Regions from separate parts of the Homo sapiens genome. Here region 1 is linked to region 2. The links are chromatin loops, found by intact Hi-C in ENCODE. Cell type or tissue: heart left ventricle. All regions are shown on one strand. Each heading gives the region's core, and the rest is flanking DNA. Links, peaks and the distances in the headings are about the cores only.

Evidence for each region. Peaks named below come from ENCODE experiments on the same cell type or tissue, not always from the same donor. Only the 100,000 strongest peaks of a DNase experiment are listed, where the experiment ranks them.
Region 1: it touches region 2 in a loop (2.5-fold over the local background); 55 of 110 quality-filtered maps call a loop at or near these places.

The regions. Positions count from the first base shown.
Region 1 is chr2:138,080,709-138,097,215 of GRCh38, reverse strand. No RefSeq gene overlaps it. Among named protein-coding and RNA genes, the nearest start is that of LINC01832, 13 kb to the left of the region's middle. In heart left ventricle, for the core only: a CTCF peak has its summit at 6,641; no DNase peak of the experiment used is centred there.
Region 2 is chr2:137,948,130-137,963,095 of GRCh38, reverse strand. No RefSeq gene overlaps it. Among named protein-coding and RNA genes, the nearest start is that of HNMT, 8.9 kb to the left of the region's middle. In heart left ventricle, for the core only: no CTCF peak of the experiment used is centred there; no DNase peak of the experiment used is centred there; H3K4me3 peaks cover 762 bases.

The DNA.
Region 1 (16,507 bases), core at 3,554-11,553, 130 kb before region 2:
ATTTCAATAAAAAATTGTTAACCTGTTATAACTTAAATAGTCTAAATTTCCTCTGAACGAGTAAACATATAGAGATAGCCAATACAGTTTTTAAAAAGAAAAAGAGCTCACTTAAAAATGGAGATCTCACTTTGATGACAAACCATGTAGTAATTTATCTAATAATCTTAAACAGAATGGTGTTGGTGCTAGATTCAACCAGTAAATCAGAATAGAACAAGCAGCACTGCCTATGGAATATTTAGTACATGGAGGATGAAAGCAAACATGAGCATACAATGTTTTAGTTAGATATAGGAGTGGGGAACAAGTAAAATTTCCCCTTTACCTACTGAAAAACATTCAGGCAAATTAGAAGTTAATGAAATCCTATCAGAACTGGGGGGAAAAAAGAATATCAATAATTATTTGATCTAAAAATTAGGAAGGACTGTCTAAGCATAACAGCAACAAAGAGAATCACAGCCAGAAAAGTCATCAATAAATAAGCTTAAAAATGGAAAATTCTGTGTCATATATAACATTTAAAGATAAATGTGCATTAGGAAAGTATTTGAAACATTCATGACAAATAATAGAAGCTATCAATCTATAATATGCTCACGCAAATTGATTAAATGAAAAAAGTCCTTAAACCCAAGAGAAAAATGGTTAAAATGTCACAGCAAGCAATTCTTTGAAAAAGAAATACAAATATTCAATAAATACATAAAAATGCTCAGTTTCATTTATAATCCAAGAAATGCACATTAAACAACTATAGAAAATTATTTCCCACCCTTAAGAGTGCTAAGGGAAAAAAATTTCTCATGCAATAATGGGAAGATGTTACCAGTCTGTCATTTTATTCAGAGTAGCATAGAATTTATCTTTTTATGTATTAATTTTTGGAGACCCATCCTGAAACAATAATCAGATAAATGATCAATTTATTATATTATGGAAGATTTAAAATTATGCATCCATACATTTAAAAGGATTTTATGTAGTCACTAAATTATGTTTGCAAAGAATATTTGATAATATGCAAAAGTTCTCATAAAGTCTCATATAGAAATAAAACATGATACAACATGAGATAGCAAGGCATAATAAGAGTTTACCCACCAAATGATCATATTAAATCACAGTTTGTATATTCAGGGCACTTCCTCGTTCATCACTCATTTAATCCTTATTTGGTAGGAAATGGAAGCATTACCTACTTGTCTTCTTGAGTTGATAAAGAAATAGATTCAAAGCTGATGTTTTCTCATCCTGGCCCCCAACTTTTTCCTTAAGTTTAGTGCCATGGACAAAGAGCTACATAAAATAATTACAGGGTATGTCAATTTTCTGGAACTGTTCCTGAGTTCCTTGTACCATTAAATATAAGGTAATGTATTTTTGGAGTAGCTAATATGTGGTAGGGTCTTGTCTGGGCACACGAATACTCTGGTGAAGAAGAATGAGATGTTTTACTTCTTTTGGAATATAACACTAAGGATGAAAGAAGATAGACCAAAAGCAAATACAAAAATAAACAATATAATTTCCAGACTTGATAAGTGCCAAGAAGAAAACAGAGTGGCTTGTTAGAGAATCAGCATTTGTGGAGTGACAGGAACAGGAGCTTTATTAGAGTAGTCAGGGAAGACTTCCAGGAGGAGGTGACACTTGAGCAGAGTTTTAAATGATGAGAAGGCAGCCATGGGAAGATCTGAGAAGGAGGGTTTCTATCAAAGGAGAGAGCATGTAAGAAAGGCCCTGAGGCAGAAAAGAGCTAATAAGAAAGCCAGTGAGACTGGATCATGGTGTCTAAGGGAGAGAATAGTGTGAGAAGAAATTGAAGAATGCTGAGTTCAGATCATTCTGAGCTGTGGGGTCTAGAATAGCTCATAATATGTGATTGGTGTATATTCTACTGGAAGGCAATCAGAGGAAGTGGAACTTAAACTGACCAGTTGCTCAAATAAGTAGTATTTATGTGGACAGAATGGTGAGGAATACCATAGCATCAACTAGAGCAAGATCATGATATAAAGCAGATTTATATGATAACTATGTGATACAAAAATACATCTGTTCCTTGAGTTATTCCATTCATTAGATAGGGAGGGAGGCTGACTAGCTTTTGCCAATAGCACTTTTGTTTTAACTAACATTTTAAGAAAGTTCAGGTATAGTTGCTGTGAAGCTCTTTTAGAATCCTAGTTTTTCCTTTATCATACTACCTTATATTTAATGGAATGAGAAACTCAGAAACAGTTCCAGAAGATTGACACCCCATATAAATCAAAAATATCAAAAATTGTTCCACACTTTGTACAAGTTATAAAAATTAACAATAGAAAGTTTAACAATAAAAGGCAAATAAACAATACTGTCCAGAGTCTTATCAGTCATGTGAGGCTAATAATAAATGCAACTCAACTGATCATAAATTTAAGAAAAAGTGAAATATTTATTGTTAAAGAATAAATATGAGCCTGAATCCTTAGCAATGCAACATAAATGAACAAAAGATTCCCATTAGATTTCAATGCTTGGTCGATTTAATTTTATTGCAACTAAATTCATCTCTTTTCTGTGAGCAGATTGCAATGTAAACGAATATTTATGATGTTTTATAACTATTCACAGTTCAGTGTTAAGAAAACATCTAAAGTGCTTTTTAGTTATGTATTTTGAGATAGGTAAATTTGAATACCTACAGAAAAAATAAGCCAGGCTCCCTGTTGTGCCTTTGTTGTATTTTGCTAACTGCTTTTTGTATGCTAAAGTTTAACTGACTACAAGAAGAAGAGGAAAAATAAATTTAGAAAGTTTAGGATCAGTTCTTTCCTATTCAACCAATATATCATGACCCACATTCAAACATCCCACTCCTTTTCACCTCTTTTGCCCCTTAGCCTTCTGAAGTCCTCTCCTTACAGAAATCTGATGCTGGAAGAGCTCAGCTATTTGCTTTCTCTGCTTCTCTCCCAGCCTGCCATTGAAAGGCGCCCCAGGAATTATCACTAATACAGGACCTTCATCCTCTGCTGAGCGCCTGACGCTGTACATAAGCCTGAACTTTCCCATCAGCATCTTATCTTTCCCCATGCCTACATTAATTTCCTCAAGACCTCTCTCTGCTCAGCATTCTGCTTCACACCCAATGATTGCCTTTCAATGCATTTCTTCCTTTGTCACAGAAAACAGATGCCTTCCTAAGGGTCTCCTTAAAGTTTTTTTTTTTTTTCCTAGCCACTCTGGTCTTAACACTTACCAAATTATCTTTGCAGCCTCCCATCCTTGCTGCACCCCAAACACTGATGTAGAAGAAGTTCTTGATCTCATCTAAGCTGTTTTCCCCACATCTTCCTTAAACTGTGTTACCTGCCTGCTTATCTAGGCTTAAGCAGACACACTTCCCAGGAATGACCCTTTACTCCTGTCTTCTGTCACTGAATCCACTCAAAGAGGTATTTTAATTTTACCTTTTTTACCTTTTTAAATTTCTTATATCTTGTCCCTTTTCTGCATTGACACTGTCCTGTATTTGGCCCACGTTCTTCAGTTTCTTCTTAAGACTTGTTACCTGAAATTCGTTCAGTCAGCAAATATTCATTAAATGCTGTTGTAGGCAGACTCTGTTTTAGGTAGATGAGACACACAGGGGAACCAAATGTGTTCTTGAGGATCTCTACTCTCTCCTCTTGAGGAGCCTATATACTCGTTGGCAGAGAGCAATAACAAACATAAAATATAATAAGCGAATACCTTATTATATTGTAAATTAAAATGTGGCAAGTGCTATGGAATAGAACAGGGTAAGGAGCACCACGACAGTTGGTGGGGTCAGGGGTTACCATTTAAGATAGGATGCTCAAACTAGGCCTTTCCAAAAAAAGGTGACATTTGGGCAAAGACTTATATGAGGTGGGGGAATATAGAGAGGAGAAATTTGGAAGAAAAACAGAAATGCTCAATAGAAAGAACCTAAGGAGAAAGTATACCTGAAGAGTTTGAAGACCCACCAACCAGTAAGAAGGCCAGAATGGCAGAAGCAGAGTGAGCAAAGGAGAGAAAGTAGATTGAGGTTTAAAAGGTGAAGGGAAAGGCAAGGTAGGTATTTCAGGTACCTTTGCTGTTACTGAGGATTTTTTTTTTAAGCAAAGAGTGATATTCATGTTTCAAGAGGATTGTTCTATTACTGAGTACAGATTTTTAGGGAGTAAGAATGAAAGCAGAGAGACCTGTCAGGAGGTTTTTGAAATAGGTGATGATGGCTCTCTGGTCAAGTAGCAGCAGTGAAGGCGGCCAGAAGTAGAAGAAGTTTAGCTACCTCATGACAGTAGAATAAGATTTGCTTAAGGATTGAATGTGGGACATATAAGACAGAGGTAAGCTAAGGTAGTCCCCAAGAGTTTTGGTCTGAACAACTAGAAGCAGTGAAGTTGCTATCCCTGGAGATGGACAAGGCTGCCAATAGAGCAGGTTTTGTAAGGTAAGACCAGGAGTTCAGTTTTGGACATGTGAAGTTTGAGGTTTCTATTAGATGTTCTAGCGGAGGCGGCATTAAGGAAGCAGTTGCATATGTGAGGCTGGAATTTGAAGGAATGGGTGAGATTTTTATTCATATATATATGTGTGTGTGTATATATATATATACACATACATATTTGAGGTGTTGACATATAGATGTTACAACTGTAGAGAGAGAAGAGAATCAAGAGTGGTACCCTAAGGCTTTCTAACATAGAGAGTCGTGGAAAAAATCTGAAATTCTCTCAAAAACAGAAAAAGAAATGACCAGTGAGATAGAGAAAAGCATAGATAGATAAAGCAAACATAGCTAAAGAAAATATGTGCCTTGGAACCAAGATCAAGCAAAGATATTTAAGAAGAGGATTTATGCAACTGTATTATGTTGATAATAAATAGGTCACTTAACATGAGGACTAAGAATTGTCCGTTGGATTTAGATGAATAACTTCTGTGGAACAGAGGGGCCTAAAGCATGATGAAAGTAGGTTTACAAAAATAAATGGGAGAAGAAAAATTGGGGCAGTGAGTATGGACAACTCTTGTGAGATGTCCAACAAAGAGAACAGAAAAACATGACAGTAGCTGGTGGGAAAAACGAGTCAAGAGAAAGATTTTTAGGATGGGAAGAATGAGAGCATATGTGTATGCTGATGGGAATAATCCATGGGAAAAGAAAAATGTCTTGCAAGAGGCAGGGAGAATTGCTTGGAGCAGGCGAGAGGGAATGGCATCTAGTGCCCACGTGGAGAGATGCTTTTAGCAGGTGCACAGGAAGCTCACTGCTGATGTCTGGTAGGGGGTCCAGGACATGCAGGCTCTGAAAGTGGTAGATGTGGTGTTGAGGGTCTGTGGAGGTTCCCTCTGGTTGCTTCCATTTCCTCAGTAAAGTAGGAAGCAAGGTCAACCACTAAGTATGAGGTTGGGGAGGAAGAGGCAGTTTGAGGGAAGAAGAGGGGTGATAAATATCTGGAAGGTGGAGGAGTGAATGGCCATGCAGCCTGATTGCTGGGCAGCACAGAGAGCCCATTCCTGGTCATGCAGATCAAAGGCGATCTGTCAGGGAAACTTTATCTCTCCAAGTACCTGGTTCACTCCATCTTGGTCTTGTTCATAGTGAGAGTTCTGTAGCTAGGACAGTGCCTGGCACACAGCAGGCACCTCATCCCCATCCTGCCTCTAACCTGGCCTCCCTCGAATTCATTCTTCACACAGTTGTCAGAGGGAGTACTGTAAAAACAATGCTTATCTAGTTGCAGTGATTTTCCTTAGTCCTCAGTACAGCTCAAACTTGTTACGGCAGGACAGAAAGCTTTTCATGGCCTGGTCTTTGGTTAGGTTTGAAACTGCAGCTGTTGTGTTTATCCTCATGCCCCACACTGTAGGGGCAGTCGTATTGGCCACCTAGCAATTGCCATGATGTTCAGTGCTATTTCTTTCTGGACTATCCTCATCACCTCTAGCTTTCACCTAACTAATTCGTACTGATGCTTCAGAGATTCAGCTCAGACATCACCTGCTCCAAGGAGCCTTCACTGACACTCTCTCTAACACTTCCTCCTCCCAGGCTGCACTGGATGCCCTACAGAATCCTTCGGTGACTTCTATCTCACCCTTTCTTATGTGTCTCCTCTGTTCAACAAAATAATATTGGTAAATTCTAGGATGTCAACATGGTATTTATCTGTATCCTGAGCTCCTACCATGGTGTCTGGCATATAACATGTTCTCAAAAAATGTCTGTGGAATGAAGGAAGAAAAGACAAGAACCAGTAATGACTGTCTATTGTCTATCAAGACAGGTTCCAGTAAACATTAATACATGATACATAGCAGTAAGCTCCAAGGCAGCCATTCTGGACTTCTTGGATTATTTGCTTAATTCTTTGACCCTTTCCTACTCCTAAAGTTACTTTATGTATATCTCTGATTTTTACAAGTAGAATAGTTGTGATGTGTTTAAGATCTGATTTGCAGACATGGCATCAGTAAGACATACCCATTGAACAGTTTTTCAGAGTCTGGAGTTAGGTGGCCCTGAGCCATGCTCACTTACCTATGTATGATTAGCAAGGAGCAAGAAACACACATCTAGAGGCCTTTAGGCTCAGGCTGAATCTACACTCCCTCCCTTTACCTCTAGGAGTCTCCATTTCCTCATTTGTGATAAGCTTGCCTGGAGTGATATTCTAAGGATGGCATTTTGTAGATGAACAAAAAATGCTAGTTCGCTGTTATAATCATGACCCAGGATTCTCATTGTTTGGGCAGCTGCCCTAAATAACAAGTGGCTACAGATCTGAATAAAACAACTCTTCCACTTGACAAACTGCCTTTCTCTACTCTCTGAGGTCAGCCTGCTTCTTGTTCTTTAGGTCTTAATTTGAATGTCCTCACCTTCTTCAGTCACTCTGTCTAAATCAATTCTCACCACACCTTCCCCATTCCCCACTTACCTCCCCCTTGTCATCTCAATGCTGCAGTCCCTTCATAGTGTTGATCAGCATTTGCAATTCTAGAGTTCAAGTCCCATAATTATCTTGTTCAGCGTTATATGTCCAGTGCCTAGAGTCCAAAACATAGATAACAAGCAATCCATAAATACCTGAAGAATGGATGAATTGCACTATGCTTTGATCATACTGGACAGCTAATTTGCCTAGGAATTCTAGGAGTTGTTTAATTTTACCAAGTCACCTAGAAACTTTGAAGAGAATGTTTATCTCTCAGCTTCAGGTATAAGGATCATCCCTTCTAGACTTTTCTTCTGTCTCCCATTCCTAATGGCTTCACCACTGAAGATTACGACAACTATATTCTGTGCTTGCAGAACAATTTGTAAGTCTAAACCATCTTCAAAAGTTCTTAGCAAATGCTTGGAAACAGAATATTTAGAAAAACAGGTAGCTTCTTAAATGAAGCCGCTGTATGTATGTATGTATGTATATATATACATATGTATGTATGTATAATAAAATCTATTGGCCGTGCTTTAGGATTAGAATCCCAACCTGCCTCCCCATTCCACCAGGAATTGAAGGAGCATGCCAGAATGCGTTGGAAAGCTGATTACGCCCTGCAGTCGCTTACAAACTGGCTCAACACGTCAAGACTGACGTGCTTGAAATCTAGTGAGAATCTAAGTCAATATAAATCACTGGCTAAACTGTGTTTTACTGGAGAGTCGTGAAGTTACTCTAACTTAAATACAGGACGCCCCAGTGGGGGAAGATCATTGAAGGCTAAAAGCTTCCTCCAGGAGGTGGGGCTTGAGAATGAGTGGAAGAGGCTTGGAATCTGGGAGGCATGGCTAGAAGGGGTCGGGGTCGGGGTCGGGGGCATGGCCCCTGCCGGTGATAGGCTTGCAGTTCCCAGAAGGAGGTAATGCAAGGACGCGAACCTAGGTGGGCGATGAGGGAGGTGGGAACCTTGAACAGCCCCGGGTCTGGCACACTGTGCCGCATGTTGGATGGTTCTGCAAAAGCTGTGACTTCCCCTCTACTTGTTTATTGCCTCCTGCCTTCCCCAGAACAAAGCAAAACTAAACCAACACCACCAAACAAAAAAAATCTCTTCCCGCAGGATGGGCAGCAGGTGGAGATTCCATGCTCTTGCTAAAGGAACCATAAGGACAAGTGTTTATGAAAATGTGTCTGGCTAAAGAGTTACTTTCCGTAAAGGACGAGAGATTAAAAACAAATGACAGCAGGACGCAGAGCATGACTGTGTGTGCATATGTGTGTACTGTGTGCACCTTTGTGTGGGTGTACAGTATATACCCATGTTGTGTATATGGGTGGTGTGCTATAGAGTGTGTGTGTGTGCGCGCAGGTAGGTGGGTGAGTGTACAGTATATACCCATGTTGTGTGTATGTGTGGTGTGCTATAGAGTGTGTGTGTGTGTGTGTGCACAGGTGGGTGGGTGAGTGTACAGTATATGCCCATGTTGTGTGTATGTGTGGTGTGCTGTAGAGTGCGGGTGTGTGTGTGTGCGCACAGGTGGGTGGGTGAGTGTACAGTATATGCCCATGTTGTGTGTATGTGTGGTGTGCTGTAGAGTGCGGGTGTGTGTGTGTAAGGCACACATTTTTCTCCTTCCTCTGGCACCTGCTTGGGCATCCTCAGTTCTTGGCTTCTTCACAGCCAGGAGGTTTGGGGCACGGCCCCTGTTTCCTTTTCTGCTTCTCTGTGTACCTGGTGTCCCCTTGTGCTCTGCTGCCCACTGCAGGGACCCTTCCCCTCACTGCTGCCTGCTTTCCTTCCCAGCCAGAGGAAGGGGGCCATGTTCCTGGGGAAGGCGGGAAGGCCAGCAAGTGACTTTGATGGATCGCTTTGCACGGGAGACCCAGCTCTCCCAGATTAGAGAGGCTGCAGCTCGGCGCCGGTGCCTCCAACTGGGGGTTGTTCCGATGAGATAATTTTTCTCATTAACCTTGATAACTCTCTGCTGATATACGGATCTGTTTGCACTAACGCAGAACTTTTTTTTTTTTTTTTTTTTTAATATTTTTCGGTCTTCTACACCTTCCAGGCAGGAGAACTCGGAGCTTGGTGTCAGCCTCCAGGCTGTTGAGTAGCCTGGGTGCCAGCTTCTGGGTGCCCCGGCAGACCTGCAGGGTGGAGCTTAACAAGTCCCTGTGTTCAGTATCCTGGATTTTCTTGGCCATAAAGCTGTCAACAAATGTGGAATAGGTGTTGGAGTGAATGAGCAGTTTAGAGATTTAAGAAACCCATGAGGCAGAGGTGGGCTCATCTGCTCCCACTCCCCCTTCACTCCCTTTAGCCTGCAGCAAAACCCAGCTACTTGTTGTGGCTCCTTGCAATAGCTCTGATTTCAGACACCTTGGCTTCTGCCAGAACTGTCCCTGTGCTGCAAAGTGTAATGGCAATGTGCCAGAACCATTACTTGGGGCATGTCTTTTTCAGCAAGCTTTCTCTTCCCTAATTAAAGTGAATTTCTGTATTGTGTACATACTACCCTTACGGTATTTATTATAATAAATTGTGCCTATTGGTCAAGTCTTTTTCCCTGGCAGTCTGTGAGCATTTTGAGAATACAGTCTGTCATTTTCATTTTTGTTTCCTCAGCATTAATACACGGTCTGGCAACAGTGAGAATTTGGGGAATGTTTGTTGACTTTTGAAGAGAATTAAACAAGACACAAAATTAGGAAGTGCCTTGAATGCTTCATGGAGTTTAGTTTTATGGGGGAAGTTATTAGCATAGGTTGAATTGTATCCATCTGGGGCCTAATGTTGGGCCCTTACACATAGAGCATCCTAAGTATCTCCCCAGAGCCCCTCAGAGTGGACAGGGCAAGTCAATATATTGAGGATCCTGGTCAATTACAGTGAATAATTGCAAAAATGGGCCCCAAGAATTTAATAGACTAACAGATTAAACACCTTTATGAAAACCCACTGCAATACAATTATGTTGTCTATGAGGTAAATTTTAATTTTTTAAATAATTCACAATACACTACAGGCAGTGTGATCCAGTATGAGACACAAGAGAAATGATGGCCATCTTTCAATTTTGACAGTGTACTTCTGTGAGTTTATACAAAGTGATTTAAAAATTATGTCAAAGTTCTAAGTTTAAGCTTCTTCATGAATGTGATGCCTGCACAGTAGCTTTGCTTGACTTTTAGTCTCTGATTTGATCCTTCACTACACACGCATACAACAAACACCCTCTCTCCATTTTTTCCTTAGCCAGGCAGCCTTTGCTTATCAACTGACACTCCATTTTGGAAAGAGGTTATGTATTTGGGGGGAAGTAAAATTAACCTTATAATTCTTTAATGAGGCTGACAAAGACATTGTGTTGGGTCATAAAGGCAGGACAAGTAGAATGTAAAGAACTCTCCAGATGCTCTCCTCTCTGAAGAACACAGGGAGGTGTTTGCTGGCAGCTGCTGCAGTGTTGGAGCCAGTGTTGATGTTTGAAAAAAGGACTCAGACTGAAGGGAGAGGAATGATGTCATCTCTTGAAGCAGGGGCCAGTTCTTAAACTTAACACTCCTTAGAATAGACTGTGGAGATGGAGTGAATTCTAAGAATTTGTGCTTCTTACAAGTTTCTGGTTGTTGTTGATGTTGCTAGTCCATTGCTCTAAGGGAAACTGCATAAGAAAAGTGTGCCAGGTTACCCCAGAATTATTAGAGATAAGAGGAACCAGTGGGTGCTATTTGAATTATAGAGAATTTAAGATGCAAAGGATCTGATAAATCATTTGATCCACACCCTCATTTTATAAACAAAGAAATAACAGAGATCTAATGAGGGGTAGTAATATCATTTTAAAAATAAGTGAGTTGATGTTACAAATATTTGGTCACAAAGTCATCTAAAACCACCCGAGTGGTTGTTTCAGCTACTAAAGATACTAAAAAGATTATAGTGATATACAAAATAAAATTAAGAAGTGAACACTTTTCTTTATCTAAAGATTCTGGTTGCTAAATTCAATGTGAGGAGAACTATGTTCAAATTGTGCTTCATCTAAATGATTTCTTCCTACTATGTGCCAGGCACTGTACAAGGTCCTGGGGAAATAGCTTACAGTCCAGTGAAGGAGATTCACTTTTGACAGTATAGAGTTTGCCGAAGAGAAGTTTTCAGAAAAGCTCTGCCTGCAGGAACTTTTACGGAGTATCAGCCAAGTGACAGAAACTGAAATGGTTGCGAAGAAGTGGGCTTACCAGCAAATGTACCCAGTCCTTGGCAAATGTAGAGATATGTCTAAGGTCTAAGGTCAATAAAAATTATTATGCTTAAAATTGAGAAATGGGGTCTAATTAAACTAAAAAGCTTCTGCACGGCAAAAGAAACTATGATCAGAGTGAACAGACAGCCTACAAAATGGGAGAAAATTTTTGCAATCTATACATCTGACAAAGATCTAATATCCAGAGTCTACAAGGAACTTAAACAAATTTACAAGAAAAAAACACACTGCCCCATTAAAAAGTAGGCCAAAGACATGAACAGACACTCTCAGAGAAGACATTTATGTGGCCAATAAACATATGAAAAAAAGCTCAACATTACTCATTATTAGAAAAATGCAACTCAAAACCACAACGAGATACCATCTCATGCCAGTCAGAATGGCTATTATTAAAAAGTCAAAAAACAACATATGCTGGTGAAGTTGCAGAGAAAAAGGAATGCTTTTACACTGTTGGTGGGAGTGTAAATTAGTTCAACCACTGTGGAAGACAGTGTGGCAATTCCTCAAAGACCTAGAGGTAGAAATACCATTTGACCCACCAATCCTATTACTGAGTATATACCCAAAGGAGTATAAATCATTCTATTATAAGGATACATGCACACATATGTTCATTGCAGCACTATTCACAATAGCAAAGATACAGAATCAACCTAAATGGCCATCAATGATAGACTAGATAAAGAAAATGTGGTACATATACACCATGGAATACTATGCAGCCATAAAAGGAACATGTTTATATCCTTTGCAGGGAAATGGATGAAGCTGGAAGCCATTATCCTTAGCAAACTAACTCAGGGACAGAAAACCAAACACCACATGAACTTCTCACTTGTAAGTGGTGGCTGAATGGTGGGAACACATGGACACATGGCGGGAAACAATACACACTGGGACCTGTCAGTGGGGTTGCAGGAAGGGAGAGCATCAGGAAAATTAGCCAATGCATGCTGGGCTTAATACATAGATGGTGGGATGATCTGCGCAGCAAACCACCATGGCACACGTTTACCTATGTAATAAACCTGCACAGCCTGCACATGTACCCATAAACTTAAAATAAAAGTTGAAGAAAAAAAATGTTATGCTGTTATCTCATATATTTTGAGGAAGCCTGGAAAAATCCAGCCAGAGCAAGTGCTTCTTGATTTCCACTCTCATTACAGGGCTTTCACTCTCTCTTGGCCTCAGTTTCTTGTGTAGCAAATGGTGTGAGGATTTAATAGAATGAGATGAGGAGAGTAAAGAGGCCTCACTCAAGGCCTGGCATGTGGAAGACGAGCAATAAAATTGTAGTTTATGCTATAACTTTAGAATGTTTAGAATTCCAGATATGCTGCTTTGCCTGTGTGCTATGAAGTGAATAATATTATTATTCTTCCTTTGTTAAGAAAAAAAGGTTCAAAAAGGTGAAGAAACATGCTTACACAGTTAGTAGCTGTAGATCATGAATTCAAAGCTGAAGCTCCCTAAAACCAAGTTTCTTTCTCTCTCTCTCTTTTTTTTTTTTTTTTTGAGGCAGGGCTCATAGTCACTCAAGCCAGACTGCAGTCATGTGATTGTGGCTCACTGCAACCTCTAATTCCTGGGCTCAAGTGATCCTCTCATCTTAGACTGCAGAGTAGTTGGAGTAGTGGTACTATAGGCATGCATCAACACTCTTGGTTATTTTATTTTTTGTAGAGGTGGGTCTCTCTATGTTGCTTAGGCTGGTCTCAAACTCCTGTTTCGAGTGATCCTCTTGCCTCAGCCTCCTCAAGTGATCTTCCTGCCTCAGCCTCCCACATTGTTGAGATTACAGGTGTGAGCCATCTTGCCTGTCCTATTTTCTTAATTATTCTTTCTTAATGATACTGTAGCCTATGGGATGTAAAAGTTCTGGAAAGAGTTGCTTGTTATCTGATCCAAAGAATTAGTTGATCTATAGTACTTTTTGTTTTGAGGGGGTTGTGTGTAATCACTTCAGCTTTCTTCACATTATTTCCATAAGTTAAGAGTTAAAAACTGGATTTGCGGCAAGTTGCTATAGTCCTCATCATACCTTTTATCTTATACCTAATCTGCTTCACTTATTTGTGTTACCTGCCACTTCCCTATGGCATCTGAACTTATGGTCCTGGAATATTCCTTTTCTATTTCTTCTTGCCAAAGAATCCTGATGTATCCACATAAAGATTTATACATATAAGCTCATAACAGATTTACTTAAGTAATAAAACAAAACAAAAAAATAGAAACAAGTCATACATCTATCAATGAGTGAATGCATAAAAAATTGTGGTAAGAAAAGAAAGGCAAGAACATGGATGGATATTAAAAACATAGATAATGACTGAAAGAAGCCAGAAATAAAAGGACACAGTGCATGATTTAATTTGTATGATATTCTAGACCTATAGTTCTGCATTGAAACTAATCCATAGCAACAGAAAGCATATCAATGGTTGCCTTAGGTCAGGAGGGGAAGTGGATGGGGGATTGACTTCAAGAGACACAAGGAGCTTCTGAAGAGTAATGAAAATTTTCTGTATCTTGATTGTGGTGGTGATGATTACACAATTGTATACATTTGTCAAAATCCATTGAACCATATACTTAAAATGGATGGGTGCATTTAATTACACGTAAATTATACATCAATAAAATTGATTATTTAAATTAGCTCTTGAAGGGCCAAAGAGCTTTGCAAAAGAAACAATGCATGTGTCTGCAGAGTATTGGACTTCCAGCTAGGCGACCTTAAGGTTTCTCTTAATCTCATCACAAATTAGAGCTAAAACTGCATAACCCAAATAAAACCAACTGCCTTGTGGACAGTTCAACAATATTTAGGTAGAATCATTTTATATTTGCTAGAGATGCTCCTGCAACAAATAGTGATGGAGGCAAAATTTCAGAAGGTTTGTCATGTGTGGGATATCACTCTTCTTTAATTGTGGGGGATGGCACTGCCCTTACTTATAAAAGATACTTTCTGTGTGGTTTTATTTTTTTAAACTGAAATACAACCTGTATACAGTATACATATCATTAGTGTATAGCTTGATGCATTTTCATAAACTGATTACACTCATGTAATTTTCACCCAGATTGAAAATAGAGCAACCTCAGCATTCCAGACACCCTCTCCTGCTACTTGGCACCCCATTATTCACCTCAGAAGGGTAATCTCTCTTCTAAAAGTTGGCACCATAATTTGATACTTTTAAGACATTATGTAAATGGAATTGTATAGTATGTACTCTTTTGTGTCTGGTTTCTTTGATCAACATTCTATTTATGAGACTCATTCATACTTTTGCCTGTTGTGAAATTAATTGTTCTCATTACTGTGTAATATTCCATTGTGTGAATATACTATAATTTATCAATTCCTAAAGTTGCTTTTTGACTAATGAAACCTTCTTTAAAATATTTGTAGCTTGACATAAAAAGCACAATTCATGAAAGGAAAAATTGATAATTATTTTTTATAAATTATAAATTATAATTGATAAATTATTGAACATCTCCAAAATTAACTTTTGCTCTGTGAAAACTCATATGAAGAGACAAAAAAGACAAGCTACAGACTAAGGAAAACCATTGCAAAATCCATTATGACAAAGGACTAGTTTTTAGGCTATATAAAAAACCATGAAAACTCAACAGTAAAAAACAAATAATTCAATTAAAAAATGAGTAAGAAACATGAAGAGATTTCACTGAAGAAGCTATACAAATGGCAAATAACTACACAAAAAAGGTTCAACATTATTAGTCATTAGGGAAATGCAAATTAAAACCACAATGAAATATTATTATCCACTTACCAGAATGGCTAAAATAATAAATAGTGATGATACCACATGCTGACAAGGATGCAGAGAAACTAGATTGTTCATATATTGCTGGTATAGATGTGAAATGGCACAGCCATTCTGGAAAAGAGGCAGTTTCTTATAAAACTAAGTATGCAATTACTGTATGTACCATCGTTTGCATTCCTGGGTATTTATTCCAGACAAATGAGAACATTTGTTCACACAAAAACCTGTACACGAATGTTCACAGGAATTTTATTTGTATTAGCCAAAATCTGGAGTCTGCCCAGATGTTTTTCAATGGGTTAATGGTTAAACAAACTGTGGCATAACCATACTGTGGAACACTAGTCAGGAAAAAAAAAAAAAAAAAAGGAAAAAAACCCACTGAACCACGGATATAAACAACTTGGATGAATCTCACAAAAATTATATGGAGTGGAAAAAGGGTACTCAAGGAAAGCCACACCTTCTTATTTCCCTTTCCCCATCTGTAAACCCCAGCAACCACTGTCTGTTCTCCATTTCTGTAACTTTGCCATTTCAAAAATGTTATATGAATAGAATATGAATGGAATTGTACAGTGTGTAACCTTTTGGGATTGTCTTTTTCCAATCTGTATACACATACTGCATATGTGATAAAACCGTATAGAAGTAAATACGCACGCACAAAAGTGTGTACATGTAAAACTAGAGAACTCTGAGACTGGTGAGTTATATCAGTGTCAATATTCTGATTGTGGATTTTGCTATTACAAAATGTAAGGGTAAGACTGGGTAAATGGTACATGAGCTCTCTCTGTATTATTCCTTATGACTTCATGGAAAGCTACAATTATCCCAATATAACTCAATAAGAACTTGTATTTATTAGGTTTAGCGATCATTTCTAACTTAGAAATAAATTACTATAATGCGATTGTATTATTCCTAAAAAGCTGAGATCAGCTTCTTTCATGATTGTTTTTGATCAATAGTAATTATTATTGATAAGAAATAATAATAATGGTTACTAAAGACTTGGAGTGGGATCATTTTGAAGCGTGAAATTCTTGAAATAATCTAGGATTTATCAAAGTGGCGAGCTTTGGCCAGCAAACGGCACTTGGGAAAGAAAGGTACCAGGTAATGGAATATGGTAAAACTATGTTCACTTTGCAAACATGCTGAGGGCCTGATGACAGCAGGCTTTCTCATCCGCCAAGGGATAAGTGTGTCAAGGGCTGAGCCTGAAGAATTCTAGTCTCATACTCCAGATTTGTTTCACAGAGGCTTTACGAGAGAGCAAGATGAGAAACATATAGAGCTCATATTATGGTGGAAAACATAATTAAAGAAATAACCCCTCAAAGAGACTTTAACATTCCCTTGGATTCTGAGAATTTTATCAGGAACTTGAGCCCATGGTGGCAAAGGACTGGTTGCAGAAGTGACAGAAAAATGTGAACGA
Region 2 (14,966 bases), core at 3,303-11,302:
AGCCAGTGCTTTTACCCCGGGGGAAAGTGTAATATCTGGACAGGCAGATTGCCATGGATGACTCTGCCCTTAATGAACTGTCTGACTTTGGCTGAAACATAAGCTGCAGTTTGCTCATCAGTAAAATGGGAATGAATTTTATCTTATAGGGTTGTACTGAGAATAATATAACTAATGTTTAAAAAGTGCAAGCCAGTCCCTCTGCAAAAAAAATATATATATATAAAATGACAAAAACAGTCGTCACTTTATTCACGGACATTGAAATTTGAGTTTCATATCATTTTCACATGTCATGAAATATTATCCTTCTTTGAATTTACTTTAACCATATAAAAACATAAAAGTTATTGGTAGCTCATGGGCTGCACAAATCAGGTTGGTAGGGTTGGGTTTGGCCACAGGCCTTATTTGGCCAAGCCCTGATTTAGCTCCTGTGCCCTTCACTCATCCTTAGATAAGGTCTTTGCTGGTTCTTTACTCACATCTCTATCCAACCAGCCTTCCCTTTCCTCAGATGGGCTCTGACAAACTTTTGCTTCTATTACCATCTTCCATTTTTCTCTTTAGAGCTCAACCCAAATCATTCATTCATTCATGTGTAACATCTATCTGTTTTTGTTTCACTTTAACCAAAACCAAAAATGGCCAATAATGTATTCATCTATTGAATAAAAGTTTAGTAAGAGTCTCTGTTTGCTATTCTGCTGAGGAATACTCCTGACATGACTTTCTCTTGGAAAGCTGCTGTTAAGGCCTCCCTTAACTGAAACTTGGTCTTCTGAGACCATCACCTCCCTTGCCTGCTGTCAAATATTCTCCAACAGAGCCAGTTCTTCATGTGGATCCCAGTGAGGACTTCCTTTCCGTCTCCACTGTTTCCACCTTACTTGAGATTCTCTTTATTTTTCACTTATTGTGCTTTTTTTTAAAAAAAAATTAAGTTCAAGAGTACATGCACAGATTTGTTACATAGGTAAACATGTTTTATTGGGGCTTGTTTTACAGATTATGTCACCACCCAGGTATTAAGCCTAGTACCCATTAGTTATTTTTCCTGATTCTCTCCCTCTTCCCACACTCCACCTTCAATAGGCCCCAGTGTGTGTTGTTCCCATCTAATGTTTCCATATTTTCTCATTATTTAGCTCCCACTTATAAGTGATAATATGCAGTATTTGGTTTTCTGTTCCTGCATTAGTTTGCTAAGGATAATGGCCTCCAGTTCCATCCTTGTCCCCACAAAAGACATGATCCCATATTTTTTATGGCTGCATAGTATTCCATGATATACATATGTCACATTTTCTTTGTCCAGACTATCACTGATGAGCATTTAGGTTGATTACATGTCTTTGTTATTGCATATAGTGCTGCAATAAACATTTACATGCATGTGTCTTTATAACAGAACAATTTATATTCCTTTGGGTATGTACCCAGTAATGGGATTGCTGGGTTGAATGGGATTTCTGTCTTTTGGTCTTTGAGGAATCGCCACACTGTCTTCCACAATGGTTGAACTAATTTACACTCTGACCAACAGGGTATAAGTGTTTCCTTTTCTCCACAACCTTGCCAGCACCTGTTATTTTTTTACTTTTTCATAATAGCCACTGTGACTGGTGTGAGATGGTATCTCATTGTAGTTTTTATTTGCATTTCTCTAATGATCAGTGATGTTGAGCTTTTTTTTATATGATTGTTGGCTGCATGTATGTCTTCTTTTGAAAAGTGTCTATTCATGTCCTCTGTCCACTTTTTCATGTCTTTTTTTTATTCTTGTAAATTTGTTTAAGTTCCTTATAGATAATGGATACTAGATCTTTGTCAGGTGCATAGTTTGCAAAAATTTTCTCCCATTCTGTAGGTTATTTATTCTGTTCATAGTTTCTTTTGCTGTGGAGAAGATCCTTAGTGTAATTAGATCTCATTTGTCAACTTTTGCTTTTGTTGCAATTACTTTTGGTGTCTTCGTCATGAAATCTTTGTCCATGTGTATGTCCTGCATGGTATTGCCTAGGTTGTCTTCCAGAGTTTCTATAGTTTTGGGTTTTATATTTAAGTCTTTAATCCATCTTGAGTTAATTTTTATATATGGTGTAAAGAAGGGATGCGGTTTCAACCTTCTGCATTTGGCTGGCCAGTTATACTATAGTGTGTGTGGTTTTTTTTTTTATTGGCTTTCCTGCTTTAGGAATCACACAGATCCTAACCAATTTTATTGCCACTGTCAACTTCATGTTTTTTTTTAAGTAAGTTTGGATAAAGACACTCTTTTCTTTCTCTCATAATATTTAGTCTCCCCACTGACCCCCACGTCAAGTACAAGATCCATTCTGTAGCCCCCCCAATAATTATCCAGAATTGTGTCTCATTTACCTCTAGTTTGCATTTATATCCCCTTCAAACTGTGCTGCTTCTCTGGATACATTCCTGTGCTTTTTTGCCTACAGCATCTCCTCATAATAGTCCCTTCTGTAACATGCTGCTTCCTTTCTTACCGCATCCATTGAAAAATTTTCTATTCTTCATATGCTACCACTTTCATATAGCCTTCCATATTTCCCTCAAAATAATCAGCACTCACGCTCGTAATTTCTGAGATTCTTGCAAGCATTCATCCTTGTGTTATTGTTGTTTAATATATTTGCCTTAACTCCCCTGCTTGTCCCCATGTGACTTAGCTCATAAAGACAGGAACTGAGTCACAGCTACTTCCCGTGATGTGTTGCCTGAAGTAGACTTTCAGTTCTTTTTTAAATAATTAAGAATATGCTTGAACATTTACACTATTGAGTTGTTCTCTGCTATCAGATGTCCTCCATCCTTTTCATTATTGAGTAGCTCTATATGTTACCAATAACACCAGAATTCCATTTATTGAGCACTTACTATGTGCCAGGAATTGTACAGATCTTTTCAAATTTAATGTAGGATTTACTCTTTGTGGTACCTCCATCAGCTTCCCCCTATTACAAATGAGAAAACCAAGTTTCTGAGAGATTAAGCTGCCTAGCCAAAAACTGCAGGACTGCTGTTGAATTATAGTCTGTCAAACCCCAGGACTAGCACTCTCACAACAATTTTTTATTCAGCCAAAACCTGCTGCCCTATAATTCTTAGATACTACTCCTATTTCTGGTTGCTTAAACTAAACAGAAGTAATCCAGTTCTTTCTCCATATAACAACCATTAAGAAACTTGAAATCAACTGTCAGGACAACCTTACTCCCCAGGTGTCTCTTTTATAGTTCCTAACTATTTATTCTACAATATAGCATTATATAATTCATTACTCTGGCCCCTCCTTTGGAAAGATTCTAGTTTGTCTGGGTTCCTTTAAAAGATGATGTTTGAAAATAAACACAATATCCCCAAAGCTACATAAAAAGTGGAGATTTATTTTCCAGGCATATACTAGTGTTTCCCAAAGTTATGCCCAACCCAACTTCTTTCAGATTTTACTCTGCAAAAAATGGGTTCCATGGTCAAATAATTTAAAAAGTGCTGAATTCAGTAGCTTCCTCTGGATATTCATAATGCACATTAGTATATTAAAGATTCATAAAACCTTTGTCACATGTCCTCTTCAGATGCAAATATATCATGGCGATGACATTTCTCTGATTAGTCTTGCAGCCCCTCAAAAGAAAAAAAAAAGAGGAAATCTTGTTGCTTTCAGCATGTTTTGTGTTTGATTAAGTGCTGGTTTCAGCAATCACAACTTCCTTTTAAAATTGCATATAGAATATCTGTTTCATAATCCATACTGCATCTGGAATTTCCTTCTAGCTGGCTGGTTGGAATTACTGAATCTTGAAAATCTTTTTTTCCCTTTTTTTTGGAAAATTGAAGCAACAATCTACCACATCTATCATTTGCCATGACTTTTCAAAAGTTACCAGCAGTGACATCAGTATTACTTTTATAAGTTCTTTCAGCACATTGAAATGTAATTTTTTTAGACCTTAAATTATTGCCTAATTTAAAATTCTTATTTATTTTCTTACCTATTTTGGGCATCCATCCCCTATTATATATCAATTATTAAGCTGTTACTGTGTCAAAGCACCTTATATACTTCTAACACTCTGGGGGATGGAACTATTGACACCATCAAGTGAGACTCAGAGCAGATAAATAGTTTAAGACCACATAACTCCTAAGAGAAGAGCCTCGGTCCAAATTAATGTTTGATTCCAAGGCTCATTTAAAAAATTATGCCATATTACCTCTCACCACTCTGTGTCTTTCCAATATGAAGATTGTTTTGGAGCAAAATATAGGAGCAAAGAGAAAGATAGAAGCAAAGAGAAAGTGGAATAATTCTGTGTTCTTTCTATCACCTTTTAATAGAACACCATCTGTGCTAGGTCAAAAAACAAAGGCTTTCCCTTTTTCATTTTTCTTCTTCTGTATGTGGTATACCAAAAAATAAACAAATGAACAAAAGAGAAGAAAAAACAGTAGCAAAGTCTTCAGGACCCATTTTCTTCTACACAGCATTGTTCAGATATTTCTATTCATCCTGGTCTTTAGTCTTCTGAACACCATGCTCATTGGTCTAGCTTCTTATTCTTATGTCCCATCATCTAAGTAGCATACTACATAGGTATATGTTAACAGCAATATTGTTAAAATATCTTAGTCAAATAGGTCAAAGAATCACATTTTCTTTTCACTTGACAAGAATGGAGGAAGACGTATTTTATACAAATTGGTTGATTTACTTGATCTGCTAGCTTATTTGAAAGTTATCAGGAAGATTGACCCAAGTGTGGTCTCAAAGGAAGGATTGGAATTATAGCACATAAAATTTTAGAGCTTGATTAGACTGGTAATTTCAGCCAAATATAATAGGCATCAGGAATCTTACATTCTACAGGAGACTTAGATAAGTTTCTCATAAATATGGAAATAAGAAGCAAGAAAATGGAATGCTATACAAGCCTAGCCTCTTACTAGGTAAATCTGCTCTAAACTTTTTTTTCCATATATAAAAAAATGTGGAAAGATGAGAGGTGAGATGATCTTTAAGTTTTCTTGAAGTTCTAGTTAAATGCCTTCCATCTTTTAAAAAGATAAATTTTTGTGGGCTTGTGAAACTAAAAGTAGTTGTATATATATTCATAGCTAGTAGAGCCACTGTATCTAAAGATTGTCAATAAATCATAAATGATAACCTAAAGATAGTCTCTGGGTAAGCAGCCCCTTGACATCGTGTTATTAGGCAAATTTACCAATGTGAGTTGCTTAAGGTCACACAGCTGGTAATAATGCCATGTATCTTGTTACTATTAATGACTTAGTTGTTTCAATTATGCTTTATTAATGTGGAGTTTATAATAGTTTTGTTTTAATTAACTTAAGAAAGGAAAGGCCCAAAATACCCAATCAGGGACAAACCAAACCATCTTGTGATAGAGACAAAATACTTGGAGGATAATTAATTGAGAAGGAAGAGAGCAGATGGACAGACAAATCCTGTTAAAAGACATAAAGAGTAATCAGTGAAATTCTAGCGATATAAAGCTATTTTGAAATATTTAAGGATGTGAACAAAGAATAAGGCACAACAAAAAAGAAAGAGTCTGTGAACTAACTTTCCTTTTAATAATCAAAAAAAATTTTGTCACCTTGAAAGTACTAGATCTCCTCTCAAAGGTAAAGGTCAGTAAGTATTTAGAACCTGGAAAATTAGCAAGAACTGGACAGCTATCAAAACAAAAAATCAAACCAAAATCCAATAATACAATTCATGAAATGAGCTTTTGTCTTACTGTCCATGTTACAGATGATGCAATCTTCAGTGACTACCGTAAGGGGTAGCACCAGTGTGGAGGTGGGGATCTGGTGAAGGGAAAAGCTTCATGTAAAAGGAATTTTATAAACAGAGGGGTTGTGGTAAGCAAACTTCTCTGGCATCTGGTGAAGAAGTATGTGCTCAATATACCAAAAAATTGCTCAATATACCAAAAAATATAGTCTATCAAATCCCAGGACTAGAACATTCTCCTGGGCTAGAACATTCTCCTGTCTGAGATGCCTTGTAATATGATTTGGCTGAGCCTTATTTTCTCACCTGTGAAATAGAGATAATAATTCCTACCTCATAAAAATTTGTGAGGATTAAAAGAAATAATGTGTATCAGGTTTTCAGCCTAGTGCCTGGCATATAATAAACTCTCTGGTGTGAGGTTGACATCTTTAACTTTCAGTTCCTTCATTTATGGGATGAACACAATAATGCTGTATTAGTCAGGTTTCAATACAAGTGGCAAAATCTCTGTCCAGGATTCCAGAGATAATTTTTAATATGGGTAGCTCATGATAAAGGTGTTGGAAGAACTGAAAAGCAAACAAGGAAGGTGAGCAAGTCCTCAAGGCAGGATGCCCTTGCCACCTGTACCACCTGTAGGAGCAGGTGTTACCAAAGTTCTGGAGCTCAAGCTGCATAGTGGGAGGTAGAACAAGCGCTCTTGAGGATGCTGCCTGAAACATCAGGACATGGGCAAAAGTACCCAGTGTCTCCTCTTCCTGACCCCTCATCTCTACCAATTTTCCCACTTTACTAAAACTAGCTGAAAACCAGTTGGCAAGGAAGTATGGGTGATATAACTTGTAGGATTCAACTTTTTGAAGTACCTAGTAGAGGATGGGAAGGACCAGAAATGTATCTAGCATCAAACAGTCAATAACCAGAACAAGTGCCTACTATAGTAAATTAATTTGTTGTGAGTGGAAAAAGAAAAAGAAAAAAAAGCATAAAGCAAAATACCTAGAATGTATTAAGTACTCACTGAATGCCAGATAAAATAGTGAAAACAAAAGGTGTCTATTGTGATAGCTACAGGTCAATGAGAGCTAGTACTCATGAACTCTTAAAGAAGACTGACTTTGTTTGATGAGGGTATTTGGCTGAAAACTATTTCTTGGGAATGTATCAGGGTTTTGGGAAACTCATCAGCGGGCACCTGATAATGGGAGGTCATTAGGAGTCCCATGATGATGGGATTCCTTTTCAGATCTGAGAATTTCAGAGCTGTCTGTCCCTTTCTCCTCCTGTGCTCGCTGGGGGTCAGAAGATGGACTAATGGGCGACTCCCGCTCCTGCTTCTCTCCATGTTACACTGCTTACTAACTCCCTGTGTGACTTTGAGCAAGCACTTAATTCAGTTGCCTTGAATTTCTTCAGATGTAGAGAACTAGATGCCATCATTCATTTCCAGTTCTAAAATTCTAAGACTACTTGAGTTTACACCTGTTAATCAGAGACACGGCTCATATTTCAGGCTTGAATTAGGATGCCATTTGTAAGACATTTGGCACTCGATGTGTCTCATTCTCTGACTCTTTGGTGCTCCTCCTTCCCTAATACAAATTCAAAGCTACTTTGCATTTCTAAGCATAGATTATACCATTGTGATGCACTAACAATTTGGAAAACATAAGGGGATCAAAGTAATTACCCATATGTTCTCAGGCAGTAGAAAATAATTAAAGTCTGTTTATAAATATGGCTAATTAAAAACAAAATGCATATGAATTCAATGTTTATTTTATTATTTCCTACATAGGACTCTAAGAGTTGTTGTTGTTGTTGTTGTTGTCTTTAAAGACAGGGTCTCACTCAGTCACCCAGGCTGGAGTACAGTGGCACAATCACCACACACTGCAGCCTTGAACTCCTGGGCTCAAGCAATCCCCTTGCCTAAGCCTCCCAAGTATCTAGGACTACAGGCATAAGACACCATGCCTGGCTACTTTAAGTTTTTTTTTTTTTTTTTTTTGTAGCATTGGGAAGTCTCACTCTGTTGCCCAGTCTGGTCTTGAACTCCTGGCCTCAAGCAATCCTCCTGCGTCGGCCTCCCAAAGCAGTTGTTTTTAAATATAGTCAATGCCTATAGAAGAAGTAGCTCCCAGGATGTTGTATAATCAGACATTATACATGGGGTGTCAGTCAGCTCAAGTAGCTCAGAGATGATCTCTGGTAAAATACATTCCAGAGTTATCAATTTGGCACACATTTTGTGCCATCAACTGAAATTTGTAGTTAATAAACACATGGTTAAAAACAGAGGCATAATGTTCCCAAAAGTGTATTTAAAGACTCTCTGCTCTACTACTCCAAATTAATACTTCCACTGGTCCAGTTCTAGCAGCAGTGAAATGCAGATTGGGTCAAAGATGGTGAAGGTTTATGGAGATTAACTCAATAATTTTTGAAAATTTGCTATTTGATAATTCTGAATTGATCTGTAGATGATCTTGTCTCCAAAACTCCATACTACTAAAACAAACAAAAAAGGAAGTAAAGACAATTTTTAAAAGTACAGTGATTTTTGCCTCTCACAAGTGTATGTTCTGTTTTATACTGTGTTTCTAGTTATGGTGCCTAATGAAATGCTGGTTGAAATTGTGACAGGCCAGGTCTCACTAATGCAGGCCTCCATAACAACTGTTTCAGTACTGACTGAGTGGTTAAGTTAAATATTAAAAGTCAGTACCCTTATATAAAGGCTGGAATGTAACAAATGCCCACCAAGAGTTTTGCTTAGGCCTTTCCTGGGCCTTAAAACATGACAAAATAACAAAGGAACTCTTAACAGAACCTATTCAGGATTAAACAAGTTTTACTGTGGGTCTGAAGCAACTCCCCAGGCCTCCACAAACAAGTTTATTGGAGGTCTGTGGGAACTCCCCAAACCTCCATGATTTAGCAGGAGACAAGATAAGGGTAATCACCCCAGCACCTGGACCCATTTACATGAAGTAAATTTACTGAGGCTCCAGAGGAAGGTCTTCAGGACTTAGGCCTTAGTTACGGATTAAAAGAAGTTATTCACTTACAACATTAGATGAATGCACACTTACATGTAGACATATAGCTTAGAAGGTATATAAGCTCTGAAAAACTTTGTAATTTTGAGTTGGTCTGGTGATCCAGGCCTTCTCCCTGTGACTGGTTACAGAAATAAAAACTCTGTTTCTCCCCAATTCATCTGCATCTTGTTATTGGCGCGCAAGGGATAGCTGCCCGACCCTCAGTTTGGACCAGGAACAAAATGTCAAAGTTGATTAAAACTTTTCACAGTACATATTTGGTCTTTTACTAGTCAGATAAACAGTGAAAAGCTCATGTTTTTCATAATATTGCTGCTAGAATCATTTTTCTAAGTTTCATTTTTATCACCTTTTTATCTCTAGTCAGGATAGGAAATTAATGCATATTGGAATTGAATTTGTTTGGGGAATTCGTTTTGTTTAATTTGTTTTAAAATACTAACTGCAATCCAGTATTGAAAGGAGATATAGCTCAAACTTCTTAATAGCCATATCCAGGGAGACTTCCATAGTGAAAATGTGAGCCGAAAGTAGATATTGATGATATTCAAGAAAATAATTTCAGTAAATTTGGAATGAGCCAAAATTATGTATGAAAACTCAACTTGAAATTAGAATTCAAAGCAAGATCCCCATGAATAGAGGATGTTGCAGCTTGCTGCTAGGTGGCAGACAGAGGGAAGAATAAATGAGCTCCAGCTTTTGAGAAATTTAATTAAAAATTATATCAAATCTGGGATTCTCCTGAAAGAATTTGTACTTACTTTAATAAAGGTTGTTTCTCATGGAGAAGCAATTTTAATTTTAGACCAGTGTTGCAATTCTGTGCTAAAAATGGCCTTTCTATGAGATCTTGTTCATTTTTGCAAACACAATATATCCTCCCTACCCTCAGGACCTTCCTTTAGCACCCAGACGGAAGAGCATTTGCCAAAATAATGATAGGAATGCTCTGAAGACAACAGCTCTTCTCTAAACTTTATTACTATAAGTACATACGACAAAAATCCAGACCACAGGCAATACTGAGGTAAGAGGTAAATCACATCTGCTGCTCAGGTAAAAAATTTTCATTTCAAATTTTTAAATTCCAAGAGAGAACCAGAGAAGATCAGTGACTTTCAGGGGTTAAGGGCTGTGGGAGGGTGAGCTACAAAGGAACAGCAAGAGGGAGTTTGTATGGAGAGACAGCACCATTCTGCATTCTGAAAATAATGGTGGTGAGGGACTAATTGGCTAAGTTGGCTGGACTTCCTGGGTCAATAGGGACTTCCCTAAGGGGACTTGCCCCTAAGCCAAAATGAGTCATAGCTGCAAGCTAAGGTATTGAAACTTCAACCAATCATATAGGGAGTTTAAGCTCTAGCTGCAGCCTGATGTTTTTAACTAATCAGGCCCGCCAATCCACAAGTGGATAAAAAATAAGCTAATTCTACAGGACTAAAAAAGGAAAAAAGGAGGGATCATAAGGAGATATAAGCATAAGACACCCAAGCCAGAAACGGCAAGCCTTCCAGGTCCGCTTCCACCACGTGGAAGCTTTACTTTCCCTTTCACTTTAATAAATCTTGCCGCCGCACACTCTTTGGATCCACGTGTTTCTCTCATTGAGCTGTAACACTCGCCGCTGCAGTCCATGGCTTCATTTCTTGAAGCCCCTGAGACCACGAAACATTGGATCAAGAAAAGACTTTCGATTGGGAGAAGACTTCTCATCTCAGTGGCATTTGTCAAAACTCCTAGAACTGTACACTAAAAAGAATGGATTTTACTGTATGTAAATTTTTAAAAATAAAAAAATGAACATTGTCAACTTGGAAACTTTGAACAAGTGTGTCAGTTTCGCTTTAGATTAGACATGCTTATCAGTAGACTTGACGTTTAACCTGTCCCCTCCACCTCCCTAATTCCTTCTTCCCACCTCTCCTCAGTTTCCCACTTCCTTAAATTTTGCTGGGATTTCCTGACTTCTCTTCCTTTGCACACACACCAAACAAACAAACAAAACAAACAGAAAAACACCAACTTTGAGAACCAAGGCCTCAGATTAATTATGGTGATTAAAGAATTCAGACCTGAGAAGGAATGTTCCAAAAGTCAGGAGAATGTGCTGATAGAAAAGGATCATAGGGAAAGTGTGTGTGGGTGGGAGAGGGGCATGCTTTCACTCTTTTATTTTTATTTTTTGCAAGAACCCTGTGGGTCTAAAGAGAGAGAAGAAGAGAAGGATATTATAATAATCATACCTTATATTTGTAAACTGTGTTATAGTTTATAGTCATCTTCAATTAACTTCTTTAATACTCCATCAACCTGCATTGCCCGCATTTTCCAGATGAAGAGACCATGGCCCAGAACAGTGAATTGCCACTGGTCGCAGGACTAGGATGTGGAAGTTTGACTTGAGGTATGAATCATGCTTTTCACCATGGGTAACCTCTGAGCTAAGAGTTTCTGAAAGAAATGTGTAGGTGGCAGGGTCGAATTTCCAAGCAGCAGAAGGCATTAAGAAAGGCATCAAGAGATAACATCTCACTCCTGCAAGAATGTTTTTTAACTTAAAAAGTTAAAAAACAACAGACATTGGTGTGGATGTGGTGGAAAAGGAATGCTAACACACTGCTGGTGGGAATGTAATTTAGTACAACCTCTATGGAAAAAAGTATGGAGATTTCTTAAAGAACTAAAAGTAGGCCTACCATTTGATCCAGCAATCCCACTACTGGGTATCTGCTTAAAGGAAAAGAAATCATTATAGCAAAAACACACCTGCACACATATGTTTATTAAGCACAATTCACAATTGCAAAGATATGGAACCAACCTAAGTGCCTATCTCCCAATGATTGGATAAAGAAAATATGGTATATATACACCATGGAATACTACTCAGCCATAAAAAAGAACAAAGTAATGTCTTTTGCAGCAACTTGAATGGAGCTGGAGGTCATTATCCTAAGTGAAGTAACTCAGGAATGGAAAACCAAATACTACATGTTCTCACTTATAAGTGGGAGCTAAGCTATAGGTACACAAAGGCATGCAGTAGGATAATGGACATTGGAGACTCAGAAGTGGAAGGGTGGGAGGAGGGCGAGAAATTGAAAAACTACATATTGGGTACAGTGTACACTACTCGGGTGACAGATGCACTGCAATTTCAGACTTCACCACTATACAATCATCCATGTAACCAAAACCCACTTGTATCCCAAAAGCTATTGAAATTTTAAAAACATTTAAAAAATAAACACATCAAGAAATTTTAGGCCAGGTGCAGTGGCTCATGCCTGTAATCCCAGCACTTTGGGAGGCTGAGGCGGGTGGATCACTTGTGGTCAGGAGTTGAAGACCAGCCTGGCCAATATGGTGAAACCGCATCTCTACTGAAAATAAAAAAATTAGCCAGGTGTGATGGCACACACCTGTAATCCCAGCTACTCGTGAGGCTGAGGCAGGAGAATTGCTTGAACCCAGGAGGTGGGGGTTGCAGTGAGCCGAGATCGCTCGACTGCACTCCAGACTGGGCAACAGAGCAAGGCTCTGTCTCAAAAAAAAAAAAAAAAAAAAAAAAAAAGCCTGTTGCTCTTGGGGAATGATAAGAAGTTATAGATGATGGAATGTTGGCTGTGAGAGGAAACATTTATTCTCAGAATCAAAGTCAATAGCCACTATGTATCTATGTCACCATATTGCTTCAGAAAAATACAATTCTTTAAGTTATTCCTTGAAATATTTCAGGCTGCTCATTTTTCCTGTCTTTCTCCCGGTGACTCTGTCCACCTATTACTTCCTCTTTTCTTAGCTACTGTGCTTGCCATGTCCTCTATTACTCAGTAACGCGGGGGAGAGATATGGATGGGCTCAAAGCACCAAGGCCCAGTAGAGCACAAGACATGAAGCAGAGTTTTCCTCACCACACCTATTCCAGGTGCTGTTTCAGGCTTCTGTTCGGCAAGCAGCTACCAGGTCCACTTCTCCAGGCCTCCCCATGATGCTGTGAGTGAAGCAAAACCACTCAGAGGATTCAAATAAATACCTTCTCTGCCTAGGTGGGCTAGCATCTGTTTCTATTGCTTATAAAGAGGGATCCTGAATACTGCAAGTGTTTTTAAACAATTTTTTTCTGACCGTATTTCTTGGAACCTTTCCATTCTGCGGTCTCTCAGGAGCCATGTGGAGAGGGTAGAGTCAACCCAAGCCAGCAGCTCCCTGGGTTCTCCTGCAACCAGAGCAGATCAACTTAGTTTTCTTATGAAAAAGGATTTCTGCTGCACCAAAAAAAAAAAAAAAAGTTTGGAAACTACATGTGGGTGGCAGGAAAGAAGTTATTTTATCTTTACTAAGTTTCTTGAATTTTTCTAGACTTCCTCTGGATACCAAGACAGAACCTGCCAGCCCCAAGTCCTCCAGGTTCCCATGGAATATCTAGTAGTAAAGAGTCCTAGCAGTTGCCTGCTATCTCCTCAGCAGCCAAAGCTGGTCCTGCTTCCATTTGTTACCTGGATCCTGGAGACCCAGTGAAGATCTGATTTATGCCACTTCTTAGTCATCTCATCTTGGACAAATACCTTACTTCTGCTGAACTTAAATCCTTCTCTCTGTAAAATAGAACATGAGTAACACTCTTCTGTCAACCTCATATGACACCTGTGAGGCTCAAATGATCTAATAAGTATCACCTTGTGCCTTTATAAATTATTCTGTACATACAAGATGAAACTATTATAGCTATTACAGTCAGCATAAAATCTTAAATCAGTTGGTGAGCTTGTTTCCTGGATGTGAATGAATTAAGCTAGTCTATTCTATGTAAAAACAGCTAGCTCTTGTCACAGGAGGATGCATTGTTTTATACCACAGCTCTGTGGTTAAATTCTGATATGACACTGACATTTTATTTTATTTTATTTTATTTTCTTAGACATGGGGTCTCTCAATGTTGCCCAGGCTAGTCTTGAACTCGTCGCCTCCCACCATACTTCCACCTCAGCCTCCCACAGCTCTGGGATTACAGGCATGAGCTACTGTACCTGGCTGAAATTTTATAATGTGTAATCTTTAAACCTCAAGGGCCTATAGGCTTTGTCATAAAAAAAAAAATCAAAAGAAAATTTTAACAGTGGCCACGATGGTTGCAGTCAGGCACATGGGTAATAAAACCTAGGCCTATAAACTAAATTTGACCTCTTACCTGCGTAACTGCAGTTTGTTAAGTATTTCACCGACAGGTACAGGTTATAAACGTGTATCAGAGGTAGAACAAAGACAAGATGGAATCACTCACCCTGTACCAGATCCTCAGATGCCTAACCTTAGTCCCTACCCGCTCAACTGCATGTACACTTTATGCATATATATCACCTATGGATAGTGTCACTGAGCACCAGTCAGAATCATAGGAATGTAACTGCTGCTTCATGGCCCTGCTTCTCCCACCTTCTGTACCACATGCATCCTTCTATTAGGAAATTATATACTGTGCCTCATGGAACCTACTTTGGAGACTCATTCTCAGTCTGCACTGAGTCTGTGTTTCCAGGCTTAAGACCCCAAACTTGGCTCAAAATAAACCTAACCATAATTTCTCTAAGTTTTAGTGCCTGTTATTTCACTTTTCAGTTGATAGCTTTAAATGACTTATTGGTGTTAAAAAATATAAGGGCTAAAACCCTTATATTTTCATTTCTATAAATTTGTATATTTATAATTATATACAAATATCAATTATATGCCATTTCAATGATTGGTATTTTAAATACATATTTTGATAGATTTGAATAATATTTACATATTTTATTATTTTTTGTGTAGTGATTATTTTACTACAAATTTGTAAATTTATAATTTCTACAAATTTTACTAGTTACTTTCAATGTACAACACTATGTGATTCTATGTTTATGTAAAGGTGGATTGGTCTAGGCAGTATGAGTTTTGGTTATGAGCCTGAAGAGCTTGAAAACTACTTGACTACAAAGCAATTGTTAACAACTTCACAGCAACTTTACAAGAACAAAGTAGTTGCTAAGAAGCCATTGCAAGTATTTGAGAAAATTCATGTGATAAAAACAATGTGTTAGTAAGAAGCAGATTAATTGGATTAAAAAATAAGTGAT